2 separate regions of the Homo sapiens genome follow, and region 2 is linked to region 1. Evidence: chromatin loops called from intact Hi-C (ENCODE). Cell type or tissue: heart right ventricle. All regions are shown on one strand. Links, peaks and the distances in the headings refer to the core of each region. The heading gives the core; the rest is flanking DNA.

The links. Peaks named below come from ENCODE experiments on the same cell type or tissue, not always from the same donor. Only the 100,000 strongest peaks of a DNase experiment are listed, where the experiment ranks them.
Region 2: a loop joins it to region 1, with 2.1 times the contacts of the local background. A loop is called at or near these places in 20 of 110 quality-filtered maps.

The regions. Positions count from the first base shown.
Region 1 is chr13:20,568,821-20,581,492 of GRCh38, reverse strand. It overlaps IFT88 (intraflagellar transport 88), which reads right to left. Exons shown (of 26, transcript NM_006531.5): 2 at 7,018-7,113. The coding sequence starts at 7,107. Among named protein-coding and RNA genes, the nearest start is that of IFT88, 8.0 kb to the right of the region's middle. In heart right ventricle, for the core only: no CTCF peak of the experiment used is centred there; no DNase peak of the experiment used is centred there.
Region 2 is chr13:20,498,634-20,511,305 of GRCh38, reverse strand. The region is part of intron 2 of CRYL1 (crystallin lambda 1); the gene reads left to right. Among named protein-coding and RNA genes, the nearest start is that of CRYL1, 21 kb to the left of the region's middle. RefSeq lists enhancers at 4,142-4,436, 8,352-9,348. In heart right ventricle, for the core only: no CTCF peak of the experiment used is centred there; no DNase peak of the experiment used is centred there; H3K27ac peaks cover 961 bases.

The DNA of each region.
Region 1 (12,672 bases), core at 1,878-9,877:
TAAATCCAAAGGTAACCTTCAACATAATTTATTATACTTCTACTTTAGCAGATCTTTGGGTAAAAAAATTTCCCTTAAGATTCCTAAATTATTAGTAAAATTTGGTTAATCAGCTCAGTAAATCCTAACTAAATGACAAACTAAAAAGGACAGTCAACAAATTCTCCAATTACAAACACCAAACTTATACAACTTTTGGAACTCTTTGCCACTTTGTTAACAAATTGCATCTTCTATGAATATCTTAAGCCACTGCTGCAAGTAATTCATTTATTTATTGAACTTGTTATTATTACAGTTAAGATCAAAGAAAACCAAGCATAAGCCAAAAATTATTTTTACTTCACTGTCTAATTTATTTTTGGGTCTGATATTCTGAGTATTCACTTCACATTAAATTATGCAGCCACAGTGCAACAACCTGAGGAGGTAGGAAGTGTCCCTGGTGCTTTAAAAATAATAATCTTCAGGCCGGGGCGGTGGCTCATGCCTGTAATCCCAGAACTTTGGGAGGCTGAGGTGGGCGGATCATGAAGTCAGGAGATCGAGACCATCCTGGCTAACACGGTGAAACCTCATCTCTACTAAAAATACAAAAAATTAGCCAGGCGTGGTGGCGGGCGCCTGTAGTCCCAGCTACTCAGGAGGCTGAGGCAGGAGAATGGCATGAACCTGGGAGGCGGAGCTTACAATGAGCAGAGGTCGCGCCAATGCACTCCACCCTGGGCTACAGAGCGAGACTCCATCTCAAAAAAAAAAAAAAAAAAAGAAAAAAGAAAATCTTCATGATCCATGATCCATTAATTCCATTTCTGGGACTCTATCCCAGGTAGTGTTTGATCAAAACATAGAAAATTATTTATGCATAAATTTTTTCACTACAATGTTATCTACAATAGCAGAAAACAGGAAAAAATATCCTATCATGAGAAAATACTTCTTTAGGTTTTTTTATTTTTTTTGAGAGGGACTCTTGCTCTGTTGTGCAATGGCGTGATCTTGGCTCATTGTGCAATGGCGTGATCTTGGCTCACTGCCACCTCCACCTGCTGGGTTCAAGCTATTCTCCTGCCTCAGCCTTCCAAGCAGCTGAGATTACAGGTGCCCGCCACCACGGCTGGCTAATTTTTGTATTTTAGTAGAGACAGAACTTCACCATGTTGGTCAGGCTGGTCTTGAACTCCGGACCTCAGATGATCTGCCCACCTCAGCCTCCCAAAATGCTGGGATTATAGGTGTGAGTCCCCGCGTCTGGCAGAGAAAATACTTCTAATCACCTATATATTTTCAATATTATGTAGTCATTAAAGTAATATTCAAATATTTAGTATCATGAGACACTGCTTATGATGTAGTTGAATGTAAAAAAGTAAACAGAAAAGTAATTACTAGTTCAATTCCAAACATACTAAAAGAAAATTGTGTATGTATACATGAAGGAAAGACAAAGCACAAAAATGTTTAAAATGTTGACAGTAGTTATTTCTTGAGTGATGGGATTACTAGTTTTTGTTTCCATAAGCATTTCTTAATTTTATAATTGGGAGAATGAGGAGGTTTCAATGGTTTTCCTGATTTATACTAAATTCCCTTGAAGGAAAGAACCCAGCCATGGCAGGATTCGTCACTGCTGAATAAAGGGCCCTTGGGTCCTGAATAATCAGCAGCAATAACCAGGTAGTACATACAGTGGGACTTGGGTGAGACTCTGAGATCTACTGGTTTCAGGTGTGACCCAGCACATTCACAGCTGTGGTGGCTACAAAGAGAGACTGCTTCTGTTTGAGATGAGAAGAGGGGAGAGTAAAGGGGACTTTGTCTTGCAACTTAGGTATCAGCTCAGCCACAGTGGGTTAGAGCATCAAGTGGGTTCTTAGGGTCCCTGATTCCAGGCCTTGGCTCTTGGGTAGCATTTCTGGACCTACCCTGAGCCAGAGGGACACCCACTGCCTTGAAGGGTGAGTCCCAGGCCTGGCAGAATTCACCAAAACCTGAAGGAATAGCCCTTGGGCCTTAAGTAAACATTGGCGATACCCTGGTAGTACTCTCTGCGGGTCTGTTGTGGTGACAGACACAGGAGAGAATCTGCTGCCTGGGGAAAAGGGTGGAAAGAGTGGAAAGGACTTTGTCTTACGGTTCAGTGCCAGCTCAGCAGCAGCAGAAGAATAGAGCACCAAGCAAATTTCTAAGGATTCTGACTCCAGGCCCTGGCTCCCAGACAGCATCTCTGGACCCACCCAGGGCCCAGGGGAACTGGTTGACTTAAGGGAAGGATACAAGCCTGGCTGGTTTCACCAAAAGCTGTGGGATACAGTGAAAACAGTATTAAGAGAGAAGTTTATAGTTATAAGTGTTTACATCAAAAAAGAAGAAAAACTTCAAATAACCTAATGATGCATCTCGAACTAGAAAAGCAAAGCAAACCAAACCCAAAGAAAATAATAAATATCAGAGCAGAATAAATGAAAATGAATCAAAGACAACAATACAAAAGATCAACAAAACAAAAAGTTGGTTTTGTGAAAAGATAAAATTGACAAACCGTTAGCCAGACTAACTACAAAGAAAGAGAGAAGACCAAAATAAGTAAAATCAGAGATAAAAAAGGGACATTACAACTGATACCATAGAAATGTGAAGGATCGGCTGGATGCGGTGGCTCACACCTGTAATCCCAGCACTTTGGGAGGCCTAGGCAGGCAGATCTTCTGAGGTCAGCAGTTCAAGACCAGCCGAACCAACATGGTAAAACCTCATCTCTACTAAAAATACATCATTAGCCGGGCGTGGTGGCACATGCCTGTAATCCCAGCTACTTGGGAGGCTGAGGCAGGAGAATCACTTGAACCCAGGAAGCAGAGGTTGCAGTGAGCTGAGATTGCACCATTTCACTCCAGCCTGGGCAACCAGAGCGAGACTCTGTCTCAAACAACAACAACTACAACAAAACCAGAAATTTGAAGGATCATTAGAAGCTACTATGAGCACCTATATACCAATAAATTGAAAACCTAGAAGAAAGAGATAAATTCCTAGACATATACAACCTACCAAGATTGAACCATGAAGAAATCCAAAACCTGAACAGACCAATAAGAAGTAACAAGACTGAAAAAAAAAAAAAAAAAAAAAAAGTAACAAGACTGGGCCAGGCTCAATGACTCACGCCTGTAATCCCAGCACTTTGGGAGGCCGAGGCGGGCTGATCATGAGGTCAGGAGATCGAGACCATCCTGGCTAACACGGTGAAACTCTGTCTCTACTAAAAAAAATACAAAAAATTAGCCAGGCGTGGTGGCAGGCACCTGTGGTCCCAGCTACTCGGGAGGCTGAGGCAAGAGGATGGCGTGAACCTGGGAGGCAGAGCTTGCAGTGAGCTGAGATTGCACCACTGCACTCCAGCCTGGGCTACAGAGTGAGACTCCATCTGAAAAAAAAAAAAAAAAAAAAAAAAAAAAGAAGTAACAAGACTGAAGCCACAATAAAAAGTCTCCCAGCAAAGAAAAGCTCGGCACCTGATGGCTTCACTGCTGAATTTTACCAGACATTTAAAGAAGAACTAATATAAATCCTACTCAAATTACTCCAAAAAACAGAGAAAGAGGAAATACTTCCAAACTCATTCTATAAGGCCAGTATTACCGATACCAAAACCTGACAAAGATGCATCAAAGAAAGAAAATTATAGACCAACATCCCTGATGAACATTGATGCAAAAATCCTCAATAAAACACTAGCAAACCAAATCCAACAATACATTAGAAAGATCATTCATCATCACCAAGTGGGATTTAGCCCAGGGATGCAAGGATGGTTCAACTTATGCAAATCAATCAATGTAATACATCATATCGACAGAATAAAGAACAAAAACCACATGATCATTTCAACTGATGCTGAAAAAGCATTAGGTAAAATTCAACATCCCTTCATAAAAACCCTAAAAAAAAACTGTGTATAGAAGAAACATACCTCAACGTGAAAAAAGTCATGTAACAGACTCACAACTAATATACTGAATGAAAAAAAACTGAAAGCCTTTCCTTTAAGATCTGGAACATGCCAAGGATGACCACTGTCACCACTGTTATTCAACATAGTACTGGAAATCCTAGCTAGTGCAATCAGGCAAGAGAAAGAAATAAAGGGCATCCAAACCAGAAAGGAAAAAGTCAAATTACCCTAGTTTATAGATGATATGATCTTATATTTGGAAAAACATAAAGACTCCACCAAAAAACTATTAGAACTGATAAATTCAGTAAGGTTGCAGGATACAAAATCAACCTACAAAAATCAGTAGCATTTCTATATGTCAAAAGTGAACAATCTGGAAAATAAATCACGAAAGTAATCCCATTTAGAATATCTACGAATAAAATTAAATATCTAGAAATTAACTTAACCAAAGAAGTGAAAATATCTACAATGAAACCTATAAAACATTGGTGCAAGAAACTGAAGAGGACATAAGAAAATGGAAAGATGTTTCATGTTCATAGATTGGAAAAACCAATATTGTTAAAATGTCCATACTACCCAAAGTAATCTACAGATTCGGTGCAACACCTATCAAAATACCAATGTCATTATTCACAGAAACAGAAGAAAACATCCTAAAGTCTATATAGAACTACAAAAGACCCAGAATAGCCAAAGCTGTCCTGAGCAAAAAGAACAAAACTGAAGAATTACATTACCTGACTTCAAATTACACTATAGAGCTATAGTAACCAAAACAGCATGATACTGGCATAAAAACAGACAGACTAATGGAACAGAATAGAGAACCCAGAAACAAATCTAGACATCTACAGTGAACTCATTTTTGACAAAGGTGCCAGAAACATACATTAGGGAAAAGACATTCTCTTCAATAAATGGTGCTGAGAAAATTGAATATCCACATGCAGAAGAATGAAACTAGACCCTTATCTCTCACCATATGCAAAAATCAAATAAAAATGGATGAAGGACTTAGAAATCTAAGACCTCAAACTATGAAACTACTAAAAGAAAACACTAGGGAAACTCTCCAGGACACTGGACTGGGCAAAGATTTATTGAGTAATACCCCACAAGCACAGGCAATCAAAGCAAAAATGGACAAATGAGATCACATCAAGTTAAAAAGCTTCTGCACGACAAAGGAAACAATGAAGTGAAGAGACAACCCACAGAATGGGAGAAAATATTTATAAACTATCCCTCTGACAAGGGATTAATAACCAGAATATGTAAGGAACTCAAACAACTCTGTAGGAAAAAATCTAATAATCTGATTTAAAAATGGGCAAAAGATCTGAATAGATATTTCTAAAAAGAAGACATACAAATGGCAAGCATGTATATGAAAAAGTGCTCAACATTATTGACCATCAGAGAAATGGAAATCAAAACTACAACGAGATGTCATCTCATTCCAGTTAAAATGGCTTTTATCCAAAAGACAGGTAATAACAAATGGTGGTGAGAATGTGGAGAAAAGGGAACCCTCATATACTGTTAGTGAGAATGTAAATTAGTACAACTACTATGGAGAACAGTTTAGAGGTTCCTCAAAAAACTAAAAATAGATCTATCATATGATCCAACAATCCCACTGCTAGGAATATACTCAAACGAAAAGAAATCAGTATGTACCAGGCCGTTCTTGCATTGCTATTAGGTTGGCGCCAAAGTAATTGCAGTTTTGCAATTAAAATGGCAAAAACTGCAGTTACTTTTGCACCAGAGAATGCTTGAGATTGGGTAATTTATAAAGAAAAGAGGTTTGATTGGCTCATCGTTCTGCAGGCTGTACAAGCATGATATCAGTATCTGCTCAGTTTCTGGGGAGGCCTCAGGGAGCTTTCACTCATGACAGAAGGCAAAATGGGAGCAGTCACATCACATGGGGTGAGGATGGCACCAAGAAGATCATGCTAAACCATTCATGAGAAATCCACTCTCATGATCCTATCGCCTCCCACCAGGTCTCACCTCCAATGCTGGGTATTACAATTCAACATGAGATGTGCGTGGGGATAAATATACAAACTCTATCACAGTATATCAAAAAGATATCTGCACTCCCATGTTTGCTGCAGCAGTATTCACAATAGCCAAGATTTGGAAGCAACCTAAGTGTCTGTCAACAGACAAATGGATAAAGAAAATGTACATATATACAATGGAAAACTAGCCATAAAAAAGAATGAGATCCTGTCATTTGCAATAATGTGGATGGAACTGGAGGCCATTCTATTAAGTGAAATAAGCCAGGCACAGAAAGACAAACATCGCATGTTTTCACTTATTTCTGGGATCTAAAAATTAAAACAACTGAACTCAAGGAGATAAAGAATAGAAGGATGATTACCAGAGGCTGGGAAGGGTAGTGGCAGGGGAGGGGGTGAGAATGGTTAATAGGTACAAAAAAAAAAACAAAAAGAAAGCGTAAGATCTAGTATTTGATAGCAAAATGGGGTGACTATAGTCAATAATTTAATTGTACATTTAAAAATAACTAAAAGAATATAATCGGATTGTTTGGAACACAAAGGATAAATGCTTGATGTAACAGAAACCCTATTTACCCTTATGTGATTATTACACATTGTATGCCTGTATCAAAATATCCCATATTCCCCATAAATATATGCACCTACTATGTACTCACAAAAATTAAAACCAAAAAACAAGACATTTCAACTTTAAAATTTTTCTTAAAACCCTAATTTTAAATACTTTCAGGTGATCTAAGTCTTTTACACATTTGGATAGCTAGTGCTGAAGAATACAAGTATATATAATTCACCTTAATTCATTTTTGTAACCTGTCTCATGATCTTTCCTTCTGCTGCAATTATTATTTTTGGTGGAAGTCAGTAGAGTCTTCTGTAATAGCACTTTTCTAGGTTTTTGAATCAGCTTATTTAATCTAAAGCATAATAAAGTAGAACTCTCAAATCCACAGTCTTCATAAACCAGCTGGTTAACCAAGACCAATGTAAAAAACAACTAGCTTTTGTTACCTCGATATCATAGATTGGATTGTAGTCATTATAGCCGGAATAAAGATCATCTTCATCTGTCTCTGGAGCCAGGTGCACATTTTGCATCATTTGTACCTAGGAAAAACTGGCAGTGTAAATATGTTCTTGGTATAAGAAATATATATATATATTTTTTGAGATATGTCTTGCTCTGTTGCCCAGGCTGGAATGCAGTAGCACAATCACGGCTCACTATAGCCTTGATCTCTCTGGCACAAGTGATCCTCCCACCTCAGCCTCCCTGGTACTATAGGCTTGTGCCACCACACCCAACTAAGTTTGAAATTTTTTGTAAAGATGGGATCTCCCTATGTTGCCCAGGCTGGACTCAATTTCTTGAGCTCAAGTGATCCTCTCACTTTGGCCTCCCAAAATGCTGGGATTACCAGCATGAGCCACCACGCCAGGCCAGAAATAATTCTTAATTCCAATAAAGTATAACTATTTAATGACATTTGTGGTCAAATTTATCTATATATATTTTCATGGCTTCAATTTTTTTCACATCAAATTCCCAAAACTAGATGTCAAAACATTAAGTTATTGTCCTCATTTCACATTTATTTCACAACTACGACACTGAAAGAACAGTGACAGGCACTAGAGGGGGTACAATTGATTGTCCTGATTTTCATGGAAGCTTAGTATCAAGTGCAGAAGAAAGGTATGCAACAGTCAATTAAAATGCAAGGCAGAAGCCACCACATACCCATCAGAATGTGTAAAATTAAAAAGACCAACAACACATAATGTCAGCAAAAATGTGGAGCAACCAGAGTATTCACACGTTGCTGATGGGAGTGTAAAATGATACACTTTGGGAGAAAAGTCTTGCAGTTTCATAAAATTAACTTTTATTAAAAGTACCTTTTATCACCCAGCAATTCCACTCAAAAATATTTACTCAAGAGGAATGAAAACATATGTCTACAAAAAGATTTGTATAAGAATGTTCATAGTAGCTGTCGACCTAAAGAAAGGAATTGAGGCATAAAATACAATTCTAAAAAGTTTACTTGAGCCAAAATGAGGACGGCTGCCTGCCCAGAACACTCAGACTTCATGTAACCTTGGACAGGCGCTCCATTTGGCCTTTGTTTCAAGCAGATCTTTAAAGGCAAAAAAGTGGGGCAGGGAGTGGGCTGATACAAAGCTGTCTGTCAGAAATTCTCACTGGTTTAAAAAAATAACGTTGATTAGTGATTGGCTACATTGTATGGGTTATAGTATCCAGACAGTGCCATTGTTAGATTAATTTATAGCTACTTATGGCAATAGCAAGCAAGTTTCAAGACATGATTACTTAGCCCAAGAAGGTAAAGGAGATGTGACTGCTGTTTCACTCCCACGCCTCTCTGGACCTGGTAATTTAGAGGAGAGTCTCATTCTTCAAATTAAACCTTTCTTTTCTTTGTCATAGCTTTATTCATAATACTGAAAAATCAGAAACAAACCAGATACCCATCAGTAAAATGGACAAGCAAAATGTGGCATACTTACGCAATGAAGTACTATCCAGCAATAAAAAAGAATCCCAATTATGCTGAGTGAAAGAAGCCTTACATAGAGTGTACATTATGCACTGTTTCCTTTATATGAAGTTCTCAAACAGGCAAAGCTAATTTGCGGTAGAAAACCATCAGAACTGAGATCGCTTCTTGGGGATGGGGGTTAGGGATTGAATGGAAAGGGACATGAGAGAATTTTCTGGGGTGATGATAAATGTTCTGTATCTTGGCAGGGGTTTGAGTCGCACAAGTGTATGCATTTGTGAAAACTCAGCAAATATACACTGCGATTTCTGCTTTGTAAATTTTACCTCAAAAGTAAGAACTATAAACAAATATTGAACTATATAATTGATACGCATGCTGTTATTTCAGGGAACATGTAATAGCTGTAATTTAGCTTAAAATACATAAAATAAGACAGCTTAGGCCGGGCGCCGTAGCTCATGCCTGTAATTTCAGGACTTTGGAGGGCCAAGACGGGTGGATTACTTGAGGTCAGGAGTTTGAGACCAGCTTGGTCAAGATGGTGAAACCCCATCGCTACTAAAAATACAAAAACTAGCCGGGCATGGTGGTGCACATCTGTAATTCCAGCTATTTGGGAGGCTGAGGCACGAGAATCGCTTGAACCCAGGAGGCAGAGGTTGCAGTGAGCTGAGATCATGCCACTGCACTCCAACCTGGGTGACAGAGTGAGACTCTGTCTCTAAAAAAAAAGATGGCTTGATAGATGGATTGAGAGATAGGTAAATGGATAAGTACATGATAAAGCAGCTATAGAAAAAGGTTAATGGTGGAATCTAGGTAGCAGGAGTAACATTCAACATAAAATTCTTTAAACCTTGCTGCATGTTTGAAAATTTTCATAATGAAATGTTGAGGGAAAAAATGCAAGACAGAAAAAAAGATATCAAAGCAAAATGAAACAGAAGAGTGAAAGCTGATCATACAAATTTGAGTCATTCTTGTCATACCCAACTAAAACAGAGTCAAGAAGCTGGGGTGTGTTGGTGGGGAGGCACTCAGGACACATAACATTGCTTGAAGAATGGAATTCTCTGCAAGTCTGGCTGCTGAAACTGGCTGCTAAAACCTGAGGCCAATTTTATTTATAGCTGCTGAGATAACTTGCTGCAAATATAGGACTAATTGTGCCCACCACAGCTACCCACCAATTAGAACTTGCCAGCTTCCCAGAACCTCACTAGTTCCAGTGAACTTTCTCAAAGAGCACTACATGACACTTCTCCTTTTGATAAACCTCCAACCTTCTCTTTGTTCTTTGGACATACCAAAGACCACCTGGTCCTCAAACTGCAATTCTTTCTTCCCAAATAAAAATGTAAAATTTCAAGATTCATCTCTACATTTTGACTTGGACAGAAGCATGGGAGAAATGAAATTACCATATAGATATACTGTAAATCTAATAATTACTAAAGAATCTGGCAAGGATTCCTGGAAGTATCATTCAAATCAAGTCAATATTTTAGGCAATTTGAGGGGTGGGAGGTGGAGGAAGGCTAATTACCCAAGAAATGTAGTATTGCTAGTATTCAAGAAATGTATTTTCTTTAAAGCAAATACATATTTTCTTAAGGCCTGTACATTTTAAGTGCACCAGCAAATTCCTAAGAAATTTTCAGCTTAGGCTGGGCGCAGTGGCTCACGCCTATAATCCCAGCACTTTGGGAGGCCGAGGCAGGCAGATCACGAGGTCAGGAGATCGAGACCATCCTGGCTAATATGGTGAAACCCCGTCTCTACTAAAAATACAAAAAAATTAGCCGGGCATGATAGCAGGCACCTGTAATCCCAGGTACTCAGGAGGCTGAGGCAGGAGAATGGCCTGAACCTGGGAGGCGGAGGTTGCAGTGGGCCGAGATTGTGCCACCACACCCCTGCCTAGGCGACAGAGCCAGACTCTGTCTCAAAAAATAAATAAATAATAAAAATAAATAAATAAAAAATAAATTTTCAGCTTAATCTTTTTCTCAGCATAATACCACATATATGTGGCTTCTCATAACCTTTAAAAATTATTTATATATTTTAAATACTAACAAAATTATTAGTTTTTGAACTATAATTCATATACCATACAATTTAACTTTTCAAGGTGCAGTGGTTTTTAGTATATTCACAAGGTTGTGCAACCATCCCCAGTATGTAATTCCAGAACACTTTCATCATCCCATAAAGAAATATGGGGCCTGTTAGCAGCTCTCCATGCCTCCCTTCCCTTTCCCCAGTCCCTGGCAACCATTTTCTGTCTCTATGGATTTGCCAATTCTGGACATTTCATATTAAGGAAATTACACAATATGTAGCCTTTTGTGTCTGGTCTCTTTCACTTAGCATAATGCTTCCAAGGTTCATCCACGCAGTAGTATGTATCAATATTTCATTACTTTTTATGGCTAAATACATCTGCAACATTTTGCTTATCCATTCATTAGTTAATGGACATTTGAATTGTTTCCACTTTTTGACTTTTATGAATAACATCACTATGAATGTGTGTGTACAAGTTTTAGCATGCATATATAGGTCCAATTCTATTGGGAATATATCTAGTAAAGGAATTGCTGGATCATATAGTAACTCTATGTTTAACTTTTGGAGGAACAGCTAGACTGTTTTCCAAAGTGGCTGCACTATTTTACATCCCACCTGCAATGCATGAAGTTTCCAATTTATCCATGTCCTAGCCAACATCTGTTACTGTTCCTGTTTTTGATTATTGCAATTCTAGTGAGTATGAAATGGTATCTCATTGTAGTATTGACTTGCATTCCCCTGATGACTAATGATGTTGAGTATCTTTTCATCTGCTTATTATCCATTTCTATATCTCTTTGGAGAAATGTCTGTTCAGATCTTTTGCTCATTTTTTTTTTTTTTTGAGACGGAATCTTGCTCTGTCGCCTAGGCTAGAGGGCAGTGGCGCGGCTCACTGCAAGCTCCGCCTCCCAGTTTCACGCCATTCTCCTGCCTCAGCCTCTCGAGTAGCTGGGACTACAGGCACCCGCCACCAAGCCCGGCTAATTTTTTTATTTTTATTTTTATTTTTATTTTTAGTAGAGATGGGGTTTCACCGTATTAGCCGGTATGGTCTCGATCTCCTGACCTTGTGATCCGCCCACCTCGGCCTCCCAGAGTGCTGGGATTACAGGCGTGAACCACCGCGCCCGGCCAGCTCATTCCCAAAAATCAGGTTATCACATGAATTATAAGGATCCTGTATATATTCCTGATACTAAACATTATATAAATGATTTACAAATACTTTCTCCCATTCTGTACATCATTTTACATTCTTTGTACTATCCTCTGAAGCACAAAAGTTTAAAAAAATTTTTTTTTTTTTTGGGACGGAGTCTCGCTCTGTCACCCAGGCTGGAGTGCAGTGGCGCGATCTCGGCTCACTGAAAGCTCCGCCTCCCGAGTTCACGCCATTCTCCTGCCTCAGCCTCTCCAGCAGCTGGGACTACAGGCGCCCGCCACCACGCCCGGCTAATTTTTTGTATTTTTAGTAGAGACGGGGTTTCACCGTGTTAGCCAGGATGGTCTCGATCTCCTGACCTCGTGATCCGCCCGGCTCGGCCTCCCAAAGTGCTGGGATTACAGGCGTGAGCCACCACGCCTGGCCAAAAGTTTTAAATTTTGATGATATACAATTTATTTTTCCTTTGGTTGCACGTACTTTTGGTATCATATCTAAGAAAGAACTGCCTAATCTAAGGTCAAGAATATTTATACCTATGCTTTTTTTCTAACAGTTTTAGCTCTTATATTTAGGTCATTGATCCATTTTGAGTTAATTTCTCATTACTTTTTGAAGATGAAAATTAACTACTATGAGGGCAAATGTCACCCACATAGAAATGGCATTCCAAAATAGCTTCAAAAGGTTATTAAAAGGGCCAGGCGTCGTGGCTCACGCTTGTAATCCCAACACTCTGGGAGGCCGAGGCGGGCGGATCACGAGGTCAGGAGATCGAGACCATCCTGGCTAACACGGTGAAACCCCGTCTCTACTAAAAATACAAAAAATTAGCTGGGCATGGTGGCGGGCGCCTGTAGTCCCAGCTACTCGGGAGGCTGAGGCAGGAGAATGGCA
Region 2 (12,672 bases), core at 2,520-10,519, 71 kb after region 1:
AGTGTGGGCAACATAGTGAGACCCCGTCTCTACAGAAAAAAAAGAAAAAAATAGCCAATGTGTTGGCACCCACCTAGATAGTAGTCCTAGCTACTCGGGAGGCTGAGGCAGAAGGATTGCTTGAGCCCAGTAGTTCCAGGCTACAGTGAGCTATGATTGCACCACTGTACTCCAGCCTGGGCAGCAGAGTGAGACTTTGCCTCAACATAAATAAAATAATAAAATGCAAAGCCAACCAGACAAAAATCAAAAGTAAAACAACACCGAAAAACCACTCACATAGACTGTACTGTTTTGGAAGGAAGGGGACTTGGCATTTCAGAACCAACTACCTGCCAGCCATGTTCTGTTCACTAGGGATACATAGTGGATAATGTAGACACAGTCTTTTTTTTTGCCACGGAGCTTGTGGCCTAGTAATCTTACTGTATTAAATTCTCGTAATAAACCCTTTTGCCTGAGCTCAGGAGTTGGAGACCACCCTAAGCAACATGGTGAAACTCTATCTCTACTAAAATCAAAAAAATTATCTGGGCATGGTGGCGGGCACCTGTAATCCCAGCTACTCGAGAGGCTGAGACATGAGAGTCACTTGAGCCTGGGTGGCGGAGATTGCAGTGAGCTGAGATCACACCATTGCACTCCAGCTTGGGCTACAGAGTGAGACTCTGTCTTGAAAAAAAAAAAAAAAAAAGATTCACTTGGTGTTTACACTCTATGGATTTGGAGAAATGTATACTGACATGTATCTACCCTTGTAGTATTACACAGAATAATCCCACTGCTCTCAAATTCTTCCTTTCCATCCCTCCCTTCCCCCCAACCGCTGGCAACCACTGATCCTTTTACGGTCTCCACAGTTTTACCTTTTCCAGAATGTTATATAATTGAAATCATACAGTATGTAGGCTTTGCAGACTGGCTTCTTTTACTTAGTAAAATGCATTTAAGTTTCCTCCATGTCTTTTCATGGCTTGAGCTTGAATGATATTGCATTGCCTGGATGTACCACAATTTATTTATCTATTCACCCACTGAAGAACATCTTGGGTGCTTCCAGGTTTTGGCAATTATGAGTAAAGTTGCTCTAAATTCCATGTGCAGGTTTTTGTATGGACATAAGTTTCCAACTCCTTTGGGTGAATACCAAAAAGCACAATTGCTAGATTGGATGGTAACAGGTTGTTTAGCTTTGTAAGAAATTGCAAAACTGCCTTCCAAAATGGCTGTCCTATTTTGCATTCCCACCAACAATGAAGGAGAGATCCCATTGCTCCATATCCTTACCAGCATGTGGTGGTGTCAGTGTTCTGGATTTTAGCCATTCTAATAGGCAAATAATGGTATCTCCTTGTTTTTTTGTTTCTTGTTTTGTTTTGAGACAGTCTCCCTCTGTAGCTCAGGCTGGAGTGCAATGGCACGATCTCGGCTCACTGCAACCTCTGCCTCCCAGGTTCAAGCGATTCTCCTGCCTCAGCCTCCCGAGTAGCTGGGATTACAGGCGACTGCCACTACGCCCAGCTAATTTTTTTGTATTTTTAGTAGAGATAGGTTTTCACCACATTGACCAGGCTGGTCTCAAACTCCTGACCTCAGGTGATCCACCCGCCTCGGCCTCCCAAAGTGCTGGGATTACAGGTGTGAGCCACCAAGCCTGGCCTAATGGCATCTCCTTGTTTTGACTTGCATTTCTCTGATGACATATGATGTGGAGCATCTTTTCGTATGTTTGTCATCTGCATATCTTCTTTGAGTAGTACTTTTTAATGTAAAAACATTTTTGATTAAAGGGGAAGCCTTAAAATTTTTTCTTTCTGCATTTGCTGCGACTCTCTGTGCATAAAAACTAGTTTTATGAAGGATCCTGAGATTTTGAAAAGAGAGGCCCTTCAGGGATTCTGGTCCATCATAGTGCTGGAAGTAGAAGTCTTCAGGTAGTCTTGAAATAAATTTTAAGCCTCAGTAAAAATAGCTCAAAGTCATATAGTCAGGAGAAAGAAAAAAAAAACCCTTGATAGAGCACTAATTCTAAAAACAAAACAAAACAAAACAAAAAACTATGAGGCAAAAAGATGTTTTCAGATTGAATCAATTTTTTTTTTTTTTTTTTGGGGATTGAGTTTTGCTCTTGTTGCCCAGGCTGGAGTGCAATGGCGCGATCTTGGCTCACTGCAACCTCTGCCTCCTGGGTTCAAGCAATTCGCCTGTCTCGGCCTCCCAATTAGCTGAGATTACAGGCACAAGCCACCACGCCTGGTTAAATTTGGTATTTTTAGTAGAGGTGGGGTTTCACCATGTTAGTCAGGCTGACTCCTGACCTCAGGTGATCCACCCACCTCAGCCTCCCGAAGTGCTAGGATTATATGGGATTATAGGTGTGAGCCACTGAGCCTGGCCCAAAATGTTGTTGTTGTCAGTTTTTTTTTTTTGTTTTTTTTTTTTTTTTTTTTTTTTTTTGGAGTCTCGCTCTGCCACCTAGGCCGGAGTGGAGTGCAGTGGAGCGATCTCTGCTCGCTGCAAGCTCCACCTCCTAGGTTCATGCCATTCTCCTGCCTCAGCCTCCTGAGTAGCTGGGACTACAGGCGCCCGCCACCACGCCCGGCTAATTTTTTTTTGTATTTTTAGCAGAGACGGGGTTTCACTGTGTTAGCCAGGATGGTCTCGATCTCCTGACCTCGTGATCCACCCATCTTGGCCTCCCAAAGTGCTGGGATTACAGGCGTGAGCCACTGCACCCAGCCCAAAATGTTTTTAAAAGGCATCACAGGAAATGTAACACAAACAGCTTAATATTTGGTTTTATGGAGGTGATTTAGGGAGCAATAGGAAGTAATTTATTGATAATAAAAAAGCCGTTAATTTTATAATTGTAAAGAATGTTAAGGAATTTGTGGTCTTCCTGAGTAAATTACATCTACTTAATTAAATTCATCTTTTATTCCCACATTTGTGTATTAAAGAGCATAGCAAGCTCCACTTTGGAAATGGTGGCTGCTAAAAAATGCTTCTCCTTCTGTCCTTGAGGGCTATCCTGGCTTTTCAGGAGGCCTGGACATTTATTTTATTTTATTTTTTTTGAGACCATGTCTGTCTCCATCACCCAGGCTGGAGTGGGGTGGTGTGATCTTGGCTCACTGCAGCCTCCACTTCCTGGGTTCAGTTGATCCTCTCACCTCAGGCTCCCAAGTAGCTGGGATTAGGGGTGTGCACCACCACGCCCAGCTAATTTTTGTATTTTTTTGTAGAGACAGGGTTTCGCCATATTGGCCAGGCTTGTCTGGAAGTGATCAGCTCACCTCAGCCTCCCAAGGTGCTGGGATTACAGTTGTGAACCACTGTGCCTGGCCAGGCATGGACTTTTTTTTTTCTTTTTTCTTTTTTTTTTTGAGATGAAAAGTCTTGCTCTGTTGCCCAGGCTGGAGTGCAGTGGCTCGATCTTGGCTCACTGCAAGCTCCGCCTCCCAGGTTCATGCCATTCTCCTGCCTCAGCCTCCGGAGTAGCTGGGGCTACAGGTGCTCGCCACCACGCCCAGCTAATTTTTTATATTTTTAGTAGAGACGGGGTTTCACTGTGTTAGCCAGGATGGTCTCGATCTCCTGACCTTGTGATCCGCCTGCCTTGGCCTCCCAAAGTGCTGGGATTACAGGTGTGAGCCACTGTGCCCAGCCTGGGCGTGGACTTTTAATCAGTTTTCTGGTGACAGTATATGCAACAGGTAGGTTTGGAGCTGAGAGACATTAGCTTCATAGCTGGCCCAGTACTGGAGAAGGAGAGTACCTCCAAGGGAAGAGGAGACCCGTGAATCTCTGATTAGGTCATGCTTTAAGCCAGCCCCAAGTGGACTCCAGACAAGGAGTTGACAAACTGTTTCTGTAAAGACCAGATAGTAAATATTGTAGGCTTTGTGGGTCATATGGTCTCTGTTTCAGCCGTTCGTTGTAAAGTAAAAGCAGCCATAGACAATCAATAATCAAATAGAGGTGGTTGTATTCCAATAAAACTTTATGGATTAACATCGAACTTTGTTCGTATAATTTTCAGAGTCACAAAATGTTATTTTAAAATTTTCCCAACTGTTTAAAAATGTAAAAACCATCCGGTATTAGTCTGTTTTCATGCTGCTAATAAAGACATACCTGAGACTGAACAATTTAAGAAAGAAAAAGGTTTAATGGAGTCATAGTTCACGCGGCTGGGGAGGCCTCACAATCATGGTTGAAGGTGAACGGCACATCTCACAGAGTGGCCAACAAGAGAACTTGTGCAGGGAAACTCCGCTTTATAAAACCATCAGATCTCGTGAGACTTATTCACTGTTATGAGAATAGCATGGGAAACACCTGCCCCTGTGATTCAGTTATCTCCCACCAGGTCCCTCCCCCAACACATGGGAATTATGGGAGCTACAATTCAAGATGACATTTGGGTGGGAACACAGCCAAACCATATCACATCCTTATCTCACAGGCCATATAAAAATAGGAGATGGGCCAGATTTGGCCTGTGGGCTGTAGTTTGCTCGCTGCTACCATAGACTTTTCAATTCTGTTATCATTTCATCTTTTATCCTGTAAAGCCAATTCCAACCCACTTGTAATTAAGAGAAAATCCCACGGTTCCTAATTGAAAGTCCTTTGTTCTATTTCTTGGGTATTTGTGTTTTAGGCCTTATTTTTAGATGCATCATTAAAGATTTTTAAAGTCCTTTCAGGCATCAGGACTGATGATGCTGAATGATGGAGGGTTGTGGATAAGTTTTTTTGTTTTTTTTTTAACCAGGTTAAAGGCTTTCCTGTTATCCTACTATGCTTAATTAAGAGCTGTATTTCTTAATATCATTGGTGCCTGATTAGATTTAACTTTTAGATACAGTCTGTAAGATTTTTGAACCAGAAAAACCTAAATAACTTATGACTGTTAGCAGTCATATTCTAGAAGAAGCAAATGTACTGAATTCTTATGTACCTAGGATTTTAAGGGAGTACATACAAATCTTTCCTCAGTAGCAGGTACTTTATTTTTATAACACACACATTTAAGCTGAGTTAAATATGCAGAACTGGTTGTACTTCTTTGGCAGGAAAAGGGAAGCTTAGGATATCTTGTGACCAACTACCTCTTCCTTCTCAAATAACTGGCAAATAACTTCAGGAAAATCCAGTTATGTTGTGTCATATTGCACCCCCTAGGAAGTACTGGATTCTTAGTCTTGAGTGACTTTTAAATAAAGCTACCTTTTTCTCTTTCTTACATCGCAAGATCTTCAAATGTACCATTCCCGCACAGAGAGTCCAAGGTAAAAGGACTGAAACCAAACTTTGTTTTTGTAAGTATTTTGGTCAGTGCAATGAGTTCAGAGACCAGGAGGTTAATGATTGTGAAGTCTTGTCAACAGCAACACCGTGTATGACCTGTGGTGCTTAGATGTTCAGAAACCCCAAGGTTAAAATGTCCCTGACCACATATCAGGCAAAAGGAATGTAAGGAAAACCAACTTAATCCTTTTGTCAAGAAGTATAAATGATGTATCTTTCCAATCGGGTTGCATTGACTTTTGGGTCCAAATAGCTTGTGTCCACAGGCATCTTCCCTGACACCCTGTTTTGTGGTCTTTGTCTACCACTGTAGGTCGTGGGCTCCCTCAGGACAGACCATACATCACACCCCCAGTGTCCCTCACTATGCAGTGACGTGTGGTCTCTGTACTAGCCATTATGGACGCAGAAATAAGCAACAGGCACGTTTCCTGTCCCCAGAGCCTGAACCTGCTAGCCTGAACCTATTAGCTCAGCAATTGTTTTGACTGAGTCACAGGAACCTTTTCTAGAGTCTCCGAAGGTAATGTTTCCAGTCATATTCCTCATACACTTTTTTCTCACCGTCTATTCCACCTTGCAGTTTGGCCCACTTCCCATATTCTGATTTTTTTTTTTTTTTTTTTTTTTGGTGGGATAGAGTCTCACTTTGTTGCCCAGGCTGGAGTGCAGTGGCACGATCTTGGCTTACTCTAACTTCTGCCTCCCGGGTTCAAGCAATTCTCCTCCTTCAGCCTCCCGAGTAGCTGGGACTACAGGCATGTGCCACCACGTCTGGCTGATTTTAGTATTTTTTATTAGAGATGGGGTTTTGCCATGTTGGCCAGGCTGGTCTCTAACTCCTGATCTCAGGTGATCTACCTGCCTTGGTCTCCCAAAGTGCTCGGATTACAGGCGTGAGCCACTGTGCCCAGCCATATTCTGATTCTTTTTTAACGTTTCATATTAGAAAATGTCACGTGGTTGAAATTTCACTACATCTGCATGAATATTCTGTGTGTGTTAGACCTATTAAAAACTAATGGTATTAAATAGTAGAAATGGTACATATGGATTCTGAACCTGTAAAAATGAACTTAAACGGGGGGAAGTTGATTTAAAAAAATATTAAAACATTAGAAGATAAAAGAAATTATCACAACTCATACCATGCCAAGGGATCTTAGTGAACTTGAAAAACAAAAAGCTGTCATCTGAGACTAATCTTTTTCTAACAGGGTGGCACAATAAGAAACTTAAAACTTAGCATGTTTACATTTCATAATAGAAGGTCGCTTGACCTTGGAGAACCTCATTAGCAGATACTTTACTGCTTTGTCTTTGTTCACCATTGTATGCCCAGTGCTTGGCCTGCATTAGGTCTCAAGTAAGAAGTTTAGAGGATGAAGCTGTGTTTTAAGAAGAAAAGCAAATCCCAGCACTTTGGGAGGCCAAGGCAGGTGGATCACCTGAGGTCAGGAGTTCGAGACCAGCCTGGCCAACGTAGTAAAACCCCATCTCTACTAAAAATACAAAAAAATCAGCTGGGCGTGATGGTGGGTGCCTGTAATCGCAGCTACTCAGGAGGCTGAGGCAGGAGAATCGCTTGAACGTGGGAGGCAGAGATTGCAGTGAGCCAAGATTGCACCACTGCACTCCAGCCTAGGTGACAGAGCGAGACCCTGTCTCAAAAAAAAAAAAAAAAAAAGAAAAGAAAAGAAAAGAAAAAAGAAAAGCAAATCAAGTAAACAAAGTTGTAACACGGACCTACAGATCAGGAGTGTTTTAGTTCTTAAGATTTGGAGCTAGACTCATTTCCACGTAGCAGGTGGGCCATTCTAGTCCTCAAGGGACCAGGCCGCCCTGACTTAGGCTGTGTTGACATCTTGGTGACCACCCCAACTCCAGGAGCCAAACACACTGCCTTGTCTGGCCTGAGTCCCTATCTGAAATCGCCATCTTTAGGGGCCTGTACGCTTCGATCTTGGTTTCTCCACCATCTGTACATGGTCACCCTGGCACCCAGCTCCACCTAAAAGTGAATCATCTTTCTGAATGGACTAGGAGTTAATAAACCACCAGCAGTGATCTCTGAAACTAGGTAGGCCTGTACTGTGTCTCCTAAGTGACTGAATTTCTTGTGCTTGGACGCAGGCATTTCCAGTAACTGGGTCTCTGACCTGTTTTTAACTTGCTACCTAGGTCTCTGCCCTGGCCTAATCTTGAACTGTGTTTTGATCTGGATTGGTCTGTTCTCCTGATTTGAAACCTTTAGTTTTCCCACATACTGTTGGCCAGAATAACTGAGTATGGTCACAAATTGTTCCCGTCTCTGTCTGCACTCCCCTGTGCATTGTGACTTTGCTCCTCTCACCCCCTTACTCTGGGCTTAGCCACGGGCTTGCATCGGCCAGTCGGTTATTAGCACATGTGGCATGCACAGCAGAAGGCCTGGAAAGTGCATGTGCATTGAGATTCGTTCGCTTCCTGCTGGGGACCCTTCTTCCCTCCTCATCTGGTCAGCCCAGCCTAGTCAGCGGGAGGTGTGTGGCCCAGCTACCAGCCAGCACCATCCAGCACAGCACCGACTGCTAAACAGATGAGGGAAGCCATCCTAGACCAGCCCCCAGACAACCCACTACTCATTGCAAGCCGCATGAGTGAGCCCAGCTGAGCCAGCCAAAATTATTAAAGCCCGTGTCTGTTGCCCAAAGTTCATGGCAGTGGCTGCGGGTTCAGCCGGGTTGTTCAATCTGACTTCCCTGTGAGTTCACAGATCCTGCTATCACTTAGCTGTCATTAGGACAGATCAAATAATTGCTTCATTTGCCTTATTTTTCTTCCCAAATAAAAATAGCCTTGTTTTATCTGATTTGTAAAAGTCATATATATGCTAATTATATATCCATAGTATTGGGGAGAAGCCAAAATATTAATACTTTGACTCTGGGCGGCAGGATTCCGAGTGATCTTGCTGCATATTCTGAGGCCGTGCGCTTCCGGTATGATCCTGCGTGCTTCCGGCATGATCCTGTGTGCTGTGCATCTAGACCAATGCACATTAGCAGTCATGGTTGGGCTATGAAGGTGTAGGTGCTGTCAAGGATTGGACTCAAGAATTGTGTGACTCCTACCTTGACTGGCCATTGTCTCCCTGTGAGGTTTCCAACAAGGTGAACAGGAAACCAAAGTACCCCATTTTTTAACCGGGCCTTGATACTCCAGTGTAAACTTTGGTGAAATTGATTGCCTTGACACTTAAGCAGGCCCTCTCCTCCCCTGTCTGTCTCCCTGCTACCCAGATCCCAGTGTTACCACTGGCCTGGAGGGAGGAGGGGAGGAGACCTTTTTTTTTTGAGACGGAGTCTCGCTCTATCGCCCAGGCTGGAGTGCAGTGGCGTGATCTCGGCTCACTGCAAGCTCCTCTTCCCGGGATCACACCATTCTCCTGCCTCAGCCTCCCGAGTAGCTGGGACTACAGGCGCCCGCCACCACGCCCAGCTAATTTTTTTTTGCATTTTTAGTAGAGATGGGGTTTCACCATGTTAGCCAGGATGGACTTGATCTCCTGATGTCGTGATCCACCCACCTCGGCCTCCCAAAGTGCTGGGATTACAGGTGTGAGCCACCTCGCCCGGCCGGAGGGAGGAGACCTGAGTGAGGAGGGGGAAGCGGGGAGGGCAGAGACCCGGATGGGCCACAGTGGCGTGGATCCAGGCAGGCAGACCCACAGCCCTCCTGTGCGACAGAAGGTAGTTTTCTTTCTTCCTACAGTGCATTTAAGTTCACATGCCTCACTACAAGGTTTGCAGATCCCGAAGTCTAAGGGGGCTGGGTGGCTAATGGGTGTGAATAATGGGGTGGGGTGGAGACCTGGGCAAACTGGAGGTAGTCTTTGGAGATAGGCATGCCAGATTTTTAAAACATTGTGCTGTCAAACGGAAGTCTGGAGCTACTCTTCTTAATGAAAACTTGAGTGTTCTGCCCTCTTCCCAACTTCAGAAACACCTGCCATGATTGTTAGTGTCCACACACTATCACCGTGCCACATGGACTGTGTGGTTGGGCTGTCTTCTGACTCTTTTGCATTGCAGTAACTTAATTAAAGATTTTTGTGCAGCCTCAACTTAACCTGCCCGTCTGGAGTTAGAGTGATCCCTGGGGCTGGAGTCGGGTGGAGTCTGGCTCAGCCCTCTGCCTCTGCATAATCAGGGCCTAGAAACAACAGCAATGTCAACGTCAAAGCAGACAGCACAACACAGCCATCCCATAAGGAAGCAATCCCTGGCCTTTCTATTTCCTCACTGCTCTCTGTTCTTTGCCTCCAGTGTGCTAGAATTTCTGTTGGCTGGAGATGAGGTAGACTCACCTCCTTAAGCTAATCTTACCTGATCTTCCATGTCTGCCCCATTCTTCCCCATCTTTAGCTCTTCAGATCCTCAGACCTTCAGGAATAGGTGGGAGCCAAAGACCCTGCCAGAAATCCCCTTGGGAGTTCACTATAGGCTGGCACTGAGATTTCTGAAAGAAATGTTAGCCATGCCCTTTATTCCTCAGGAAGCTGCATTATACATGGAGTCATACTGTAGATAGAAAGCAGGCAGCACAGTGTGAAAATAAGTGAGCAGTGCAGAGGGGTCCAGTGTGGCTCAGCGGCCCAGACTGTGAGCTTTGCAGTCAGATCTGGCTCAGCCTTCATAGCTGGGTAACTCACTCAATCTGTTTCCTCATCTGGGATATGGAGACATAATAATACCTTCCTCATAATGTGGTTTTGTTACCAAAACACCAAGAGTTTGGTCTAGGTGCTGCTGCTCACAGCAGTGAAAGCCAATGACTGAAATGATGAGTACAGCCAAGGAAGAAGGCTTTAATCGGCTGCTGCAGCCAAGGAGATGGGAGTTCAGTCTCAAATCCATCTCCCTGACCACCTAAAATCAGGGGTTTATATAGCAGGAAAGAAATGTAGCACTGTGTAGGAAAACAGGAACTAGGGGGGGGCAAGGAAGCAATCATGGTGAATGAGGGGCCTGGAGTCTCATTGTATGGATGTGATGATCTGGTAAGTTTCAGTTCTTCAACACTTTTTTTTTTGAGATGCCTGAAGTAATTTCCTGAGGAAAGAACTCAGATAAAACCAATAGAAATTTCAAGCTTTAAGGCAAAAAGTATCAATTTCTATGTTTACTGAAAAAATTGAGTGGGTTTCAGTCTCCCCTTGTTTATAGATTCCTCAACCATGGGGCATCTGGTCATCCATCTTTCTGTCTCCTTCCTGCTGAGGAGAGGCATTGTGGGCAGCTCCATACCATGGAAGACCTCATGACCATCCAGGAATCAAAGGCTAATCTAATACTAAAGTTTTTCTTCTGAAACACAATCTTTTTCTCCAGTCTACCACTTTCACAAAGACATCACAGCAGGACCAATCTACCTGCAAAATAAGCTTCAGTCCCATATACTTGGCCTGATTACCCACACAAAATGGAACAAGAATCACTGTTCTCATAGGCTCTCCTAAATTGGCTTTGCTAGAACCTCTCTCAAGGCCATTTTAGTCAAAGCCCTGGGAAAACAACCAGTTCCTTCAACTGTGTCCCATTACCAAAGAAAACATGTTGTTATTAACTGTATGCAAACAAACACATTGCCATGAATTAAGAATACTCACAAATAGTTTATAAATTCTGGATAAATTAGAGAAATATGCCTCAAATTCTGTTTACAAAAGTATACTCTACTCACTATACTTAAAAGATACTTAAAGGATGACTCAAAAGAAAAAAATTCTTCAGACTCTGAAAAACAAAAAGAATGAGCAATATTTCAAACAAAAAAGCCATAAAAGTTATTTCAGTCCTCCATTAGTTCCGTCCATGCAGACAACTCCTGCTCTGCTTCATGTTGAGTTAGCCATCTTTGTGAACACATCAGTGTTTCCATTAGTGCACTGGAAGTTTTCTCTCACATCCAATGGCACAATCTCCGAAGTTATCAGAAACTTGTATTCAAGAGTCCTTTTCATGAACTCCCCCCAAAGAAACAAGCCCTGGACAGTAGCTGATTATAAGTCACTTTTTGTGAAGAATCAACACAAAACAACAATTGTGGATGACAAAAGTCTTAGGACAACCACAGTTAAAGACACTGTTGACAAGGAAATTTGGTTATTTCTGTGGGATACAACAATTTAACATGAAAATCATAATTATTACTGACAACATATTAAGACATATCAGAATTATAAGAATCTAATATAATCCTGGAACACATTGACAACACATCTATATAAACATAACCAAAGGGAGCTAAACAACATCTCAGATTTGACAATGCTTCCTACATTTTTTTTTGTGTGTGTGTCAGAGTCTCGCTCTGTCACCCAGGCTGGAGTGCAGTGGCATGATCTCGGCTCACTGCAAGCTCTGCTCTCGGGTTCACGCCACTCTCCTGCCTCAGCCTCCCTAGTAGCTGGGACTACAGGCGCCTGCCACCACGCCCGGCTAATTTTTTTTTTCATTTTTTTAGTAGAGATGGGGTTTCACCGTGTTAGCCAGGATAGTCTCGATCTCCTGACCTCACGATCCACCCGCCTCGACCTCCCAAAGTGCTGGGATTAAAGGCATGAGCCACTGCGCCCGGCCACATTTTTTTTTTTTTTTTTTGAGACAGGGTCTCACTCTGTTGCCCAGGCTGGAGTGCACTGATGCGATCTTGGCTCACTACAGTCTCTGCCCCCTGGGCTCAAGCAATCCTCTAACCTCAGCCTCCAGAGTAGCTGAGACTACAGGCATGCGCCATCACACCCAGCTAATTTTTGTATTTTTTGGGTAGAGATGGGGTTTTGCCATGTTGTCCAGGCTGGTCTCTTTACTCCTGGGCTCAAGCAATCTACCCATCTTGTCTTCCCAAAGTGTTGCAATTACAGGCAAGAGCCACCATGCCCGGCTTAAATAATTCTAACATAACACATAAGCCTAATATGCCTAATATGTCTCTCTTGGACTTCAGGGAACCTAATAGCTGAAAAAGTTAGTTTAAGGTCAGAGAATTTAGAACTTGATATTTTGCTGTTGGGAAGTCTGTCAAATATCAAAGGTTTTAAGACACTTGATATCACAAAATAGGATCAGAAGTCACTATAAAACAGTCATTCATTTGGCCAAAATTATAATACAAAAACATTTTCTCTTTGATAGGAGACTGAGTTTCCTAAACATTAAGACCTAGTAAAGACAGCATGAGGCCAGCTAAATCTGTCTTTCTCCTTCCCTCTATTTGTTTTCTTCTGTGGTTTTACTGAAAAGGTAAATAAAAATCTCTTATCTCTTACATGAAAATTTTGTTCAAAAGAGAAAACCAAATTTTACCTTTGTA